Linked DNA regions of Homo sapiens: region 2 is linked to region 1. The links are chromatin contacts, found by Hi-C in ENCODE. All regions are on one chromosome and are shown on one strand. Each heading gives the region's core, a stretch centred on a gene start or an enhancer-like site at or near the end of the contact. The rest is flanking DNA. Distances are from core to core; before and after follow the strand shown.

Evidence for each region. Hi-C counts contacts between places; a loop is a spot of excess contacts on that map. Pooled maps may share reads with other maps.
Region 2: a loop to region 1 is called in a pooled map, with 4 times the contacts of the local background. The contact joins the promoter of GGA2 here to the enhancer-like site in region 1. A Hi-C loop is called at or near these places in 22 of 37 single-sample maps with no recorded cell type and 5 of 50 pooled maps.

Annotation. Positions count from the first base shown.
Region 1 is chr16:23,322,326-23,329,283 of GRCh38, reverse strand. The region is part of intron 1 of SCNN1B (sodium channel epithelial 1 subunit beta); the gene reads right to left. Among named protein-coding and RNA genes, the nearest start is that of SCNN1B, 24 kb to the right of the region's middle. Within about 2 kb of position 4,368, at least 11 of the 41 ENCODE cell types and tissues checked have a DNase peak (open chromatin) inside an H3K27ac peak, as active enhancers do.
Region 2 is chr16:23,508,509-23,515,960 of GRCh38, reverse strand. GGA2 (golgi associated, gamma adaptin ear containing, ARF binding protein 2) reads left to right here and starts at 5,467. Exons shown (of 17, transcript NM_015044.4): 1 at 5,467-5,640. The coding sequence starts at 5,550. RefSeq lists silencers at 5,191-5,240, 5,311-5,540, 5,611-5,780.

The DNA.
Region 1 (6,958 bases), core at 3,119-5,618:
AAAAATTAGCCATGTTTGGTGGCACACACCTATAGTCCCAGCTACTCAGGAGGCTGAGGTGAGAGGATCCCTTGAGCCCAAACCGATGAGGCTGCAGTGAGCCATGATTGCACCATTGCACTCCAGCCTGGGGGACAGAGCGAGACCCTGTCTCTAATAATAATAATAATGATAATAATAAACAAGCTAGGCATGGTGGCTCATGCCTGTAATCCCAGCACTTTGGGAGGCCGAGGTTGGAAGATCGCTTGAGCCCAGGAGTTCAAGACCAGCCTGGGCAAGACAGCGTGACCGTCTCTCTACAAAAAAAATCTTAAAAAATGAACTGGGTATGGTGGTGCGTGCCTGTAGTCCCAACAACTCAGGAGGCTGAGGTCGGAGGATCACTTGAGTCCAGGAGTTCAAGGCTGCAGTGAGCCATGATCATGCCACTGCCCTCCAGCCTGGGTGACAGAGCGAGACCCTGTCTCAAAAAACAAACAAACAAAAACTCACTTCAAAAATAAACGCTCAAGGTATAGCATGGGTGGCGAAACCACCACCCACGATTCAGAGGCATTTAACCAAATTGTTGCAGGACAGGACTTCCATGTTTGAAACTGACCTGACCCACTTCCGAATTTTAGGAACTCAGATGTTGCATCTGTGCTGACTGCCTGTTTCCAGTACCTCCTGGGTTCTTGAGTCCAGCTCATGCTTGTTAAGAAGCTCTGAGAAGCTGTCTCTGAAAACAGAGGCCTCTTGTAGCAAAGACAGACCAAAGATTGGAGTGAAAGATTGCTGGCTGTCTTTCTATTCTCAGGGACTAAGTACTTAATGCACAAGGGCTGACTTTGAGATGTACAAGGATGGACTTCGTGCCCATCATGATCTGGGCTGTCCCTGGGAACCAATTATACTATCATTTACTTAATATCTTTCTTTAAGTTGACTCACTCTTGTTTTTTACTTAAATATCTACTTTAGTTTTGTCCTAAGCAAGAATGTCCACAAAATCACAGGTTGGATGCTACTAATTATATATGTTTTCTAATACCCCTCAACATAAATAATTACTAATGAGATGAAAAGCAATTGTCTGTGCACTATCTAAAAGCCATCTGCACATGCCACTCTGCGTGGGGTGACAGATTCAGCAAAGATCCTTTCTTGTCTTGTAAACTCACCAGATTAGATAAAACACCTTCCCACTTGTGACTTAAAGACAACTGGCCCTACTGACCCCTCGGCCCCAGCTGCCATGCTTGGCGGCTTCCTTACAAGACTTGTTCTGTGGGTTTCTCCACTGCTGGCTCTAGGATGATATAGGCCTCCATCCCAGCAGCCTGACACATGTCTTGCCAACTGATCCGGAAGACCCCAAACTCTAAGACAGAAGATGTGGTCATAGCTGTGAGGAAAACCTTCCTGTTTATTCTTTTCTTTGTGAATGTCCTTTTCAAGGAAAAACAAGTGTACATCTGGCCTTTGGAGGACCCATCTTGTCATGAGGCCAGAAGGGCTCCTGGTTTGTCATTTTCTTGTTCACCTGCTAGCCAAGCACCACATTTTGGTTTGAGAGGTGACCACATTTTGCGATGGCTAAATCCTCTCTGCCCAGCTTCTCTGTATGGATACAGACACTCATGGCAAGAAACCTTAAACATGCAAGAGCAGAAGGGTTCCACAAACTACGATACAGGCACACAATGAGGTATTGGGGAGCCATTAAGAAAAATGGTTAGTTATTATTATTATTATTATCATTTTTGAGATGGAGTCTTGCTCTGCCTCCCAGGCTGGAGTGCAATGGCGCAATCTTGGCTCACTGCAACCTCCACCTCCTGGGTTCAAGTGATTCTCTCTGCTTCAGCCTCCTGAGTAGCTGGGATTACAGGCGTGCACCACCATGCCTGGCTAATTTTTGTATTCTTAGTAGAGATGGAGGTTTCACCATGTTGGCCAGGCTGATCTTGAACTCCTGGCCTCAGGTGATCTGCCTGTCTTGGCCTCCCAAAGTGCTGGGATTACAGGCGTGAGCCACCATTCCCAGCCAATTATTTTTGTTTTTTTAAAAAAACTATGTTAGGCCAGGCATGGTGGCTCCTGTCTGTAATCCCAGCACTTTGAGAGGTCAAGGTGGGAGGATCACTTGAGGCCAGGAGTTTGAGACCATCCAGGGCAATATAGCGAGATCCCACCTCTACAAAAAATAAAAACGTTAGCTGAGCATAGTGATGCATGCCTGTAGTCCCAGCTTCTTGGAAGGCTGAGGCGGGAAGATTGCTTGAGTCTGGGAGTTTGAGGCTGTGGTGAGCTATGATTGCACCACTGCACTCCAGCCTGGGCAATAGCAATAAAAGAACATAATAATCACTGGAGACTTGAGAGAGTAGGAGAGGGGTTAGGAATGAGGAATTACCTAATGGGTACGCTGTACACTGTTACACTGAAAACCCAGACGTCACCACTAGGCAGTATATCCATGTAGCAAAACTGCATTTGTTCCCCATAAATTTGTAAAAATAAAAAATAATGACTGAGTGTGGTGGCTCACACCTGTAATCCTAGCACTTTGGGAGGCTGAGGCAGGTGGATCACTTGAGGCCAGGAGTTTGAAACCAGGCTGGCCAACATGATGAAACCCTGTCTCTACTAAAAATACAAAAAAAATTAGCTGGGCATGGTGGCGCACACCTATAATCCCAGCTACTCGGGAGGCTAAGGCAGGAGAATTGCTTGACCCTGGGAGGCAGAGTTTGCAGTGAGCCGAAATCACACCACAGCACTCCAGCCTGGGTGACAGAGTGAGACTCTGTCTCAAAACAAACAAAGAAACAAAACAAAAAACAAAAAAACCATGTGGGTTTATATGCATCTATGTGCATAGGAAAAATAACACAGATGGCATTAACCAGAACGTTTATAATGATTATCTCTGGGTAGCAGGATCTTGAGTTATTTTTAAGAAATTGTTTTAGTTTATCTGTGCTTTGTAACTTTCCTACAATGAACATATATTGCTTGCATCATAAAAGTAATAAATGAGAAGATAATTTTTAATAGCAAAATGGAAAAAAGCTTATAATAGAATGCTGCTTGAAAAAAACCAGGATTCTAAGTATATGAAAAAATCTATTGTTAGGCAAAGATAGTTGTAGGGAAGCAGGAAATACAGACTTAAAAAAAAAAGTTAAGCTTCCAAGAATTTTTTTGTTTTGTTTATTTTAGAGACAAGGTCTTGCTCTGTTGCCCAGGCTGGAGTGCAGTGGTGCAATCATAGCTCACTGCAGCCTCAAACTCCCTGGCTCAAGAGATATTCCCACCTCAGTCTCCCGAGTAGCTAAGTAGCTGAGACTACAGCTGTGTGGCTTTTATTTATATTTATTTATTTATTTATTTATTTATTTATTTATTAGAGACAGGGTCTCACTATGTTGCCCAGGCTGGTCTCAAACTCATGGTCTAAAGAAATCCTTCCGCCTCGACCTCTCAAAGTGTTGAGATTACAGATGTGAGCCTCCATGTCCAGCCTCCTTCCTTGAATTTAGGTACAACCCTGGTGTAAGGATCTGGGGAGATGCTGGATGGGTTGGAATTAAGTTTCTACTATTTGGCAGAACAGGGGTTTGTATAAGAAGTTAAGATCGGATGCGCATTTCAACTTGCATTCTGATATTTGTACCTGTTTTCCAAAATTGTATTACTTTTATAGTTTAAAAAAAAATTCAAAAAAGAGGCTGGGCACGGTGGCTCATACCTGTAATCCCAGCACTTTGGGAGGCTGAAGTGAGCAGATCACTTGAGGTCAAAGGTTTGAGACCAGCCTGGCCAACATGGTGAAATCCCGTCTCTACTGAAAATGCAAAAATTAGCTGGGCATGGTGGTGCAGGAAGGTAATCCCAAAAACTCGGGAGGCTGAGGCAGGAGAGTCACTTGAACCTGGGAGGCGGAGGTTGCAATGAGCTGAGATCGCACCACCGTACTCCAGCCAGGGCGACAAAGTGAGACTCCAGACTCAAAAAAAAGAAAAAGAAAAAAGAAAAATACATAAAAGCAACCAAAAGGGAGAGCGTTCAATCAACTAGAAAAATCTGCCTTGGGTCTCTAGCAGCCTGACAACTCTTTTCATAATTTCTGGACCTGTCCTGCTGGGGATGGAGTGAACCAAAGAGGGATTTCAGAGGAGGTGGCTGCACCAGAGCTTGCATTTCCTGGATGGCTCCTTTCTCCCATACCCTTGTTGACAGAGTCTTATTGCTGTGTTTGCTTTCCTTATTGCCAGAGCACTCAGCTGCACCGGGCTTTACCCTGTATGAGTACAATTACACAGGAAAACACCCTGCCCACCAGGCCCCATGCCAGGAGCCATGTCATTGTGTCCCAATGGACAAAGAGGACTTGGGGGGGTGCCAATGGTGAGCACCTAAGCCCATCCCCAGAAATGGAAGTGGCCACTTGCCCAGGATGGGTGGTGTGTGTTGACAGCCAGCAGGGAAGAGTGTGGTCAGTTTCATCTGCTCCCTCCCTGCCAATGCTGGAGGCAACTTGGAGAGGGTAGTTTCTGCCAAGCCTTGAAAGATGCCAGGGGCGTGTGTGTGTGGGGTGGGGTAGGATGGGTAGAGGTGGAGAAGGGAGGTGGTTGTTCCATTGGGAATAAAATGCGGTATTCCAGAATAGAGTCAGAAAAATAAGGTCAACCTGATAATGTTTGGAGGCTTATGTAGGAGGACAAGCTATAGTTTCTTTTTCTCTGTTTCACTTTGAGAAACAGGAATGATCCTATTATTATTAAAAATGTGCCAGGGGCCAGTGGCTCAGGCCTGTAATTCCAGCACTTTGAGAGGCTGATGTGGGAGGATTGCTTGAAGCCAGGAGTTCCAGACCAGCCTGGGCAATATAGTGAGACCACCATCTCTAAAAGCAACAACAACAAAAAACAAAAGAAATTAGTTGGGTGAAGTGGTGCATGCCTGTGGTCCCAGCTACTTGGGAGGCTGAGGTGAGAGGTTCGCTGGATCCCAGGAGTTCCAGGCTGCAGTGATCTATGACTGTACCGCTGCACTCCACCCTGGACAACAGAGCAAGACCCTGTCTCAAAAAAAAAAAAAAAAAGTGAGCTTTTGAGTTAGACAGACTTGGGTGGCATCTTCATCCCATCTCTTACTGGCTGGGTGGCTGTGTGATCTTGGCAAAATCGCATCACCTCTCTGAGCCTCAGTTGTCTCATTTGCAAATGAGGCCAGCAATAGTACCTCCCTCCTTGCGTTTTTGTTTGGTTTTCAGTGAGGGTTAAAATGCATATAAAGCTCTCAGCATCCTGTTGAATGAAGGTTGGCTACTGTAATTCATTAGGGAGAAAGAAGGATGAAATGTGTAGGTGGTTGCTGAGTTTAGATACTTAATTGCCTTAGAAAGGACTGATGCTGGAAGGGGAATTTCCCAGCTTGGTAAATGAAAGATTCAGTCTTTGGCCTGCACTTCCCTGAGGCTTAGCTGTCTATGTCATGCTCCTGTCAGAAACTTTCAAGGGCTACTGGTGTCTATAGAATAAAGGCCCCTCAACCCTTAGCTGGCTTCTAAGACACCTTGCAACCTGGTCCCAGCCTAGATGTCTCCTTTAATTCCTTGCACTTTCCTTTACAATGGGGTAGTGGTTAAGAAGTTGGGTTCAAACCCCAGTTGGGTCACTTACTCACTGTGTGACCTTGTGGAATTTACTCACCCTCTCTGTGCCCTGGTTTCCCCATCTGTAAAATGAGGGGAAAATAGTACTGAGTTCATTGAGTTGATGTGAAGATTAAATTGTAAATATGAAGCACCTAGCACAGTGTCTGGCATGGAGAGAGATCAGTGCCTATGAGAGGCTTCTTATTTGCATATACCCATGCAACCACATGCTGGAGCCCTTGGGTACCCTGGGAATTCCCACCACCACACTTTCACTCATGCTGTTATTCAGTCCTGGAGTGCAAAACCTTTACCTCTACCCACAAATCCTCTACCTTTTTCTAGGTGCAGCTCCAGTGCCACCTCCTCCAAGAAGTCCTCTGTGAATGGAGGTCATCCTCCCTCCTCCGTAGCCCCAGTTTTTTTTTTTTTATTGAGATGGAGTTTCACTCCTGTCACCCAGGCTGGAGTGCAGTGCTGTGATCTCAGCTCACTGCAACCTCTGCCTCCCAGGTTCAAGTGGTTCTTCTGTCTCAGCCTCCCAAGTAGCTGGGATTACAGGCATGCGCCCATGGTGATGCCGAGCTAATTTTTTTTTTTTTTGTATTTTTAGTAGAGATGGGATTTCACCATGTTGGCCAGGCTGGTCTCGAAACCCTGACCTCAGGTGATCTGCCCACCTCGGCCTCCCAAAGTGCTGGGTTACAGATTACAGGCGTGAGCCACCGTGCCCAGCCCTCAGAATATTTTCTGAGGACCAATAATGTGGATGGAGTTAAGACCACTGAACTGCACACGTAAAAATGATCACAGTGTAAATTTTGCTATACACATGTATTTTCCACAATTAAGTATTTTAAAAGACATATTGAGCATTTAAAAACTCACAAATCATCTTTAATATTGATTATATGTTGAAGTAATATTTTGGATATATGGGTTCAATGAAATATATTAATAAAATTAGTTTGATCTGTTTATTTTTACTTTTTAAAATGTGGCTATGACAATTTTACATTGCTGGACTGGGCATAGTGGCTCACGCCTGTAATGCCAGCACTTTGGGAGGCCCAGGCAGGAGGATCACTTGAGGCCAGGAATTCAAGATTAGTCTGGGCAACATAGCAAGACCCTGTCCCTACAAAACATATAAATTAAAAAAAAAAATTAGCCAAGCATGGTGGTGTGCACCTATAGTCCCAGCTACTCGGGAGCTGAGGTGGAAGGATCGCTGGAACCCGGGAGGTCGAGGCTGCAGTGACCCGTGATCATGTCACTGCACTCTAGCCTAGGTGATAGAGTGAGACC
Region 2 (7,452 bases), core at 4,218-6,717, 190 kb before region 1:
AGGCTGAGGTGGAAGGATACTTGAACCCAGGAGTTGGAGGCTGCAAGTGACCTATGATTGTGCCACTGCACTCCAGCCTGGGCAACAGAGCTAGACTCTGTCTGTAGAAAAAATAAAAATTGATAGATAAGCTGAAAAGTCATCTGATCTGCTTGTGTAAGCTGGAGACCCAGGAAAGCCAGTGGTGTAGTTGAAGGGCCTGAAAGCTGGAGAGCCAGTAGTGTAGATTCCAATCCAAACCTGAATGCCTGAAATCCAGGAGTACCAAGGACAGAAGATTGGTATTTCAGCTTAAGCTGTGTGTTAGTCTGTCATTGTGTTGCTGTAAAGAAATATCGGAGGCTGGGTAATTTATTTTTAATTTTAATTTTTTTTTTTTTTTTTTTTGCAGGCTGGAGTGCAGTGGTGCAATCTCAGCTCACTGAAGCCTCCACCTCCTGGGTTCACACGATTCTCCGGTCTCAGCCTCCTGAGTAGCTGGGATTACAGGCACACACCACCATGCCCAGCTAATTTTTGTATTTTTAGTAGAGAAGGGGTTTTGTCATGTTGGCCAGGCTGATCTTGAACTCCTGACCTCATATAATCCATCTGCCTTGGCCTCCCAAAGTGCTGGGATTACAGGCGTGAGCCACCATGCCTGGCCTTTTAATATTTTTTGGTTTTGTAGAGATGGTTGTCATTATGTTGCCCAGGCTGATCTTGAACCCCTGGGCTCAAGCAATCTTCCTATCTGAGCCTCCCAAGTAGCTGAGACTACAGGGACTTGCACCACCACACCCAGCTGATACATATTTATATATATATATATTATCTCTTTTAGATTAAGGAAAAAAAAAACCCCATGAAATAGGCACTTATCTTATTTCTTAGATGAAAACAACATAGTTCTAATCACAATGCCTGCACACCCAACCACTACATTAAACTCCTCAACCACTTCCTACCCACTTAGCCTTTATCCTTTCTGTTGTGGTCTCCAGACCATCAGCATCAATGTCAGATGGAGATCTATTACAAAGACAAATTCTGGGGCCTCATTCCAGACGTACTAGATCTGAAACTGTGTGGCGGGGCCCTGCAATTTGCAACAAACCTGATTCTGACACATGCTAGTTTGAAAACCATTGATCTAGATGTTGTGGGACATCTATACCTTACATCTTTCCTCACCTCTCCAAAGGGTCATGGCCAACACTCCTATAACAAAAAGACGGGTTAAGACCAGGTATGGTGGCTTATGCCTGTAGTCCCAGCACTTTGGGAGGATTGCTTGAGCCCAGGAGTTTGAGACCAGCCTGGGCAACATGGTGAGACCTTATCTCTACAAAACTAAATAAATTAGCTGGGAGCGGTGGTGTGTGTGCCTGTTATCCCAGCTACTCTCTGAGGACTGAGGTTGCGAAGATCATTTGAGCCTGGGAGGTCAAGGCTGCAGTGAGCTCTGGTGGTGCCACGGAACTCCAGCCTGGTTGACAGAGCAAGACCCTGTCTCAAAAAAAAAAGGCTAACAAGAGAAAAGCATAACAGATTTATTTAATTAAAGTTTTACAGGCCGGGCACAGTGGCTTACTCTTGTAATCCCAGCATTTTGGAAGGCTGAGGTGGGCGGATCATTTGAGGTCAGCAGTTCAAGACCAGCTTGGCCAACATGGTGAAATCCCGTGTCTACAAAAAAATTCCAAAATTAGCCAGGCATGGTGGCGGGGTGCCTGTATTCCCAGCTACTCGGGAGACTGAGGCAAGAGAATCAATTGAACCTGGGAGGCAGAGGTTGCAGTGAGCCAAGATCGAGCCACTGCACTCCAGCCTGGGCGACAGGACTTCATCAAAAAAAGTTTCATCAAAAAAAAAAAAGTTTTATGTTGACATGGGAGCTTTCAGAAATAAAGACCGAGGGAAGGCTGTCTACTTTTATATTTAGGTTTGATGACCAACAGCCAGGTAGAAATAGGATTGAACAAAATGGTATGAGTGATCTATTAGACTTAGGTGGGGGGATCCAGCAAGGCCTGTCCAAATTCTTCTTGGCTTACCTGTATATCACTCCTTCTTCCTAGGTATAGGGCAGGAATAAGGGGGCATGACCACCTGTTATCAGACAAAGTAGCTCAGATAATTGCTTTTTTTTTCTTTTCTTTTCTTTTCTTTTTTTCTTTCTTTTTTTTTTTTTTTTTGAGACAGAGTCTCATTCCGTGCCCAGGCTGGAGTGCAGTGGTGTGATCTCGGCTCACTGCAACCTCCGCCTCCCAGGCTCAAGTGGTCCTCCTGCCTCAGCCTCCTGAGTAGCTGGGACTACAAGTACACACCAGCACACCCAGCTAATTTTTGTATTTTTTTGTAGACACGCGGTTTCACCATGTTGCCCAGGCTAGTCTTGAACACCTGGACCCAAGTGATCTGCACGCCTCAGCCTCCCAAAGTGCTGGGATTACAGGTGTGAGCCACCATGCCCGACTGAGAATTTCTTTATGGCCAACTCTTAAGCAGAAATAAAGGAAGGCTGGAGTAATATGTCTAGGTTTTGTGGCTGGCTTTAGGGGAGAGGGGTTTGAGTTTCCCTGACCCATCTTGGGAAAGAGGAATTGAGTTTCTGTGGCTTGCCTTGGGAGAAGAAAGACGGGCAGGAGGTCAGAGAACCTTTGCTCTGAGGCTGCTTCTGAGGGTTTCCACTGTCTTTGAGTTCAAAGTACTCGCTATGCCAAAACACCATGCTCTGGGATATGGTTTTCTGAGCTCCAACAATGTAAAAATGTTAAAGGATTGCAGGTGCTTAAAATAAGTAAAGTTTCAGGAGTTGAAGGATGGTCCTTGGCAAACTGTAGAGCTCATGCCCCCTGTAGCATGTGGAGACTCTAGTCACGTCCAGGTTTTGTTGAAATGTGGAAAGCCGGGTCCAGTGTTGCCAGATGTTCAGAATCTTCAAGAGATAAATATGTATTAAAGATTTTATTTAGGCCAGGTGCAGTGGTTCACGCCTGTAATTCCGACACTTTGGGAGGCCGAGGTGGGCGGATCACCTGAGGTTAGGAGTTCGAGAGCAGCCTGGCCAACCTGGTGAAACGCTGTCTCTACTAAAGATACCAAAATTAGCCGGGTGTGGTGGTGGGCGCCTGTATTCCCAGCTGCTCAGGAGGCTGAGGCAGGGGAATCACTTGAACCCAGGAGGCAGAGGTTGCAGTGAACTGAGATTGCACCATTGCACTCCAGCCTGGGCAACAGAGCGAGACTCAAAAAAAAAAAAAAAAAAAAAAAAAAAAGATTTTCTTTAACTCCTTAATGAGGAAACTGGTGAGATGTTCAAACCAGTCCAAAGAATGGACATCATGTATAGATCAGGAATGTTGAAATGGATGTGCAAGTGGGGGCAGAACTGGTTTTTCCACAAGAAGTCTGTGTGTTCCCAGAACAGTATTCATTTGCTTGTGTGTGGACAAGAATCATCACCCATTGCTATTCAGTTATCTACAAGGAAGAATTTGTGCTTCTGTATGGCATACGTACCTATGGTCTAAGAAGAATGTGTGTTCTGAGTTCCAAGCTACAGAATCACAGAGTGGCCAGCCCAGAGGTTCACTCTTTATCTAAGAGGAACATCTGAACCCTTGGCCCCATCCTGTGGAACGCAGGCCATACGGGGGATCAAGGCCCTTTGGGGTTAAATTGAGGTTGCCAGATGGAGGTTGCTAGGGGAAGGGTGCTAGTTGAAAATACTATATAAACTGATGCTCTTTACAAATGGTAGTGGTCCTCCTGTCCAGCCCACTGCCACTAGACCACCCCGTAAGTCCCCTCAGTAAACCTGCCTCATTCAGTGGCTCTGGGTCTCTTCTTCCGCCTTTCAAACATGGTGCCATCCCTACTGAAGTTAATAGGGGTACGGCACAACAGCTTCAATGGAAAATTATGTGTTGTCTAGACAGCACAACCTTCCAGGTTCTAGCCTTTCTTTGTCTTTGAGAAGTCTCATAACTCTGTTAAGTTGATACCAATGCAAAATAATTCTTGCCTATAAATAGGTAAATTCCGCTCACTGGAGGGACAGCTCTCACCCCGGTCGAAAAGCCAGTTTTGCCTCCATTTGCACATTCGTCTTATCTTCCTTTTTTTCCAGATAAATTTGCCCTTCTTTGACTTCACTTTTGGATTGATTATAACATCTGCTTGGTTCCCTCATGTAATTAAATAAAATATTTAACACGTATTCATTTCATAATTATGATAATCATGACATACTTTTTTGGGAAAATTATCTTTTAACAGAATAAGCAAGTAAATAATACATCGATGGTGTACTGTGTGATGCAGAAAATAAAGCAGAGTATTGAGGAATGCAGGACATGTTAGTTTAGAAGTGTTCCAGGAAACCAGGGAGGTGGAGGTTGCAATGAGCCGAGATAGCACCACTGCACTCCAGCCTGGGCGACAGAGCGAGACTCCATCTGAAAAAAAAAAAAAGTGTTCCAGGAAAACCCTTCTGTGAATAAAAATGCAAGCACATAGGCCGGGCGTGGTGGCTCACCCCTGTAATCCCAGCACTTTGGGAGGGCGAAGCGGGCAGATCACGAGGTCAGGAGTTCGAGACCAGCCTGGCCAACATAGTGAACCCTCGTTTCTACTAAAAATACAAAAAAAAAAAAAATAGCTGGGTGTGGTGGCATGCACCTGTAGTCCCAGCTACTCGGGACGCTGAGGCAGGAGAATCGCTTGAACCCAGGAAGTGGAGGTTGCAGTGAGCCGAGATGGCACCCCTGCACTCCAGCCTAGGCGACAGAGTGAGACTCCGTCTCAAAAAAAGAAAAAAAGAAAAATAAAAAATAAATGCAAGCACTTTGGGAAGTCGAGGTAAGAGGATCTTGTAGCCCAGGAGTTCGAGACCACCCGGGCAACATGGTGAAACCCAGTCTCTAACACACACACACACACACACACACACACACACACGGTGAAACCCAGTCTCTAACACCAGGAGTTCGAGACCACCCGGGCAACATGGTGAAACCCAGTCTCTAACACACACACACACACACACACACACACACACACACACACACGGTGAAACCCAGTCTCTAACACACACACACACACACGCCAGGCGTGGTGGTGCCCTCCCCTAGTCCCAGCTCCTCCGGAGACTGAAGCGGGAGGATCGCTTGAGCCTAGGAGGTGGAGGCTGCAGTGAGCCGTGATCGCGCCATTGGACTCCAGCCTGAGTGACAGAGCAAGACCCCGTCTCTTAAAAAATAAAAATGCTAAAAGAATTATTCGTGTTCTTCTGAAAATCAAATTTAACTGGGCGTCTTGTATTTTATCTGGCAACCGTACGGTGAGTGGTCTTAGAAGACCAGCGCTGGGTGGAGGGATCTGGACTAAGAAATGTTCCGGCCGGTCCCGCGTGGAGGGGGGGCCTGGGGTGGGCGTGGCGCCAGCGGCCCCGCCCCGTCACGTGTCCACCGCTCCTGCCGCGCAGTCAGCAGAGGAGAGCGCCAGGACGCTACAGCGGCTGAAGAGGCAGTGGCGCCCGCGGCCGCAGCGTCGGGGCTGGAGCGATGGCGGCGACCGCGGTGGCGGCGGCTGTGGCGGGAACCGAGTCGGCCCAGGGTCCCCCGGGCCCGGCAGCGTCGCTGGAGCTGTGGCTCAGTGAGTAGCCTGGCAGGCCTTCGGCGCAGCCGCTGCGCCGCACGTGAGGCCTCGCTTCCCGCCTCCCGGGGCCTTGCTTCGGGGCGGGCGGCCGCAGGGGAGGCCGGCGGCCGGGTAGGGGGCCTGGGCCCGGCGCGGTGGGGAAGATCGCCCAGGGGTCCCCCGAGAGGAGCCCCAAGCATCCGCCGGGGCAGCGGCCCCCTTCTGAGCTCTGCCCCTCCCCCTCCGCCCACCCCCCAACTTAGCAGCAGCACAGGACCCCGACCCCCACCCCAATGGCTACGTGACCTGCGCTTTCCCCTGCGCCAGGCACTGTGCTCACAGCGGCTTAGTCCTGCTTAATCCTCATTCCCACCCCGAGCTGGCTTCTATTATTAACCCCACTACGGAAGCGGGGACCTTGAGGCTTAAGGAGACGCAGTCGTGCAAGACATGCAGTCTGTTTGGGGCTGAGAAAGATCTCTATCTGGCTACCGCGTCAAAAAGAAATTTTTTACCTTTTGTGTTTACTTTGGCCAGACTTTTTTTTTTAAACACACACACACGTGTGTGTGTGTGTGCGTATATATATATATGTGTGTTTTTTTTTTCCTTTAAGAGACGGGGTCTCATTATGTTACCCTGGTTGGGCTCAAACCCTTTGGCCAGAATTCTTCTGCATGTCTCCTGTAAGCTTCACAGTCATCTTAGGGGTTATTATTATCTCCGTTTTACCAATGAGGGATTGAGGTTCAAAGGGGATAAAGAATATTCCCCTTGTACCCAGCTCTGCTAGGTGCCAGGAACACTGAGATGCATAACACAGGGTCCTTGCTCACCAAAACATTTTTTAGTGGGTACAAGCCGGCAGTCACATCACCTTACTAACGGGATTGGCGAGGAGGAGGAGGGCGTTCGTTTCACCTGTGGTGGTAGGAGTTGGTTTACCTGGGGGTCGTCACAGCCGACCGCATTCCAGGCAGAAGAAACTGCGTGTGCAAAAGCTGGGGACAAGAGAATGTGGAGCACTCCGGGAACAAGTAGGTCAGTCCGCTGGAGTGCAAGCCTAAAGCTCAGGAATCCGGGAAAGGGGCTGCACGGCTAATTGGGGCGAGATCTTCAAGAGCCTTGTGTGCTGCAGAAAGGAGTTTATGTTTTATCCGAGGGCGGGGTTGCTGTTTGGGAGTTTTCAGCCGGAGAATCTGATCAAGGAAGCCTGTTAAAGGCGTCACTTGCAGCCATATGGTGCTAAATTGGGCGGAGAGGGTGAGACTTCAGGCAGGGAGAGCGGCTAAAAAGCTCTTTTGGTGGTGGTTGGGGGCCGCAGGAGGACTAAGGCAGTGGGGAGAGGGAGAAGCAATGAGCAGGCGTAGTCAGCAGCCTCGGTGCCTTGGAATGCAGACAGGGGACAAGGAGAAATCTAGGCTAGATCGCGGGTTTCAGGCTCGAGGAACTGGTGGGTTACAGATGCCTCCCCTGTGAGGAGGAGCTGGTTTAGGCAGAGAAGGTTGAGATGTGGAGTTTGAGGTGCTTGTGGCATAGTCAAAAAAGAGATGCCCTCTAGGCAGCTGGTTGGCACTGGAGAGGGCAAGTGTGGGACGTACGGTTTGGGAGTCTGGTTCATTGGCAGTGAGCTTGCGGGAGAAGCTTGCGTATATTAAGAGCAGAGGTTTGGAAAGAGAGCGTGGGGAGCCCCAGCATTGAAGAGGCAGATGGGAAGAGAAGACTGAAGGCTGAGCAGAAACAGGCAGGGGGAGACCTGCAGGGGCACCCACTGATAGCAAAGGAGGGATGTGGTTGTAACGTAGTTTTGCTCCTTAAAGATGGAGGAGA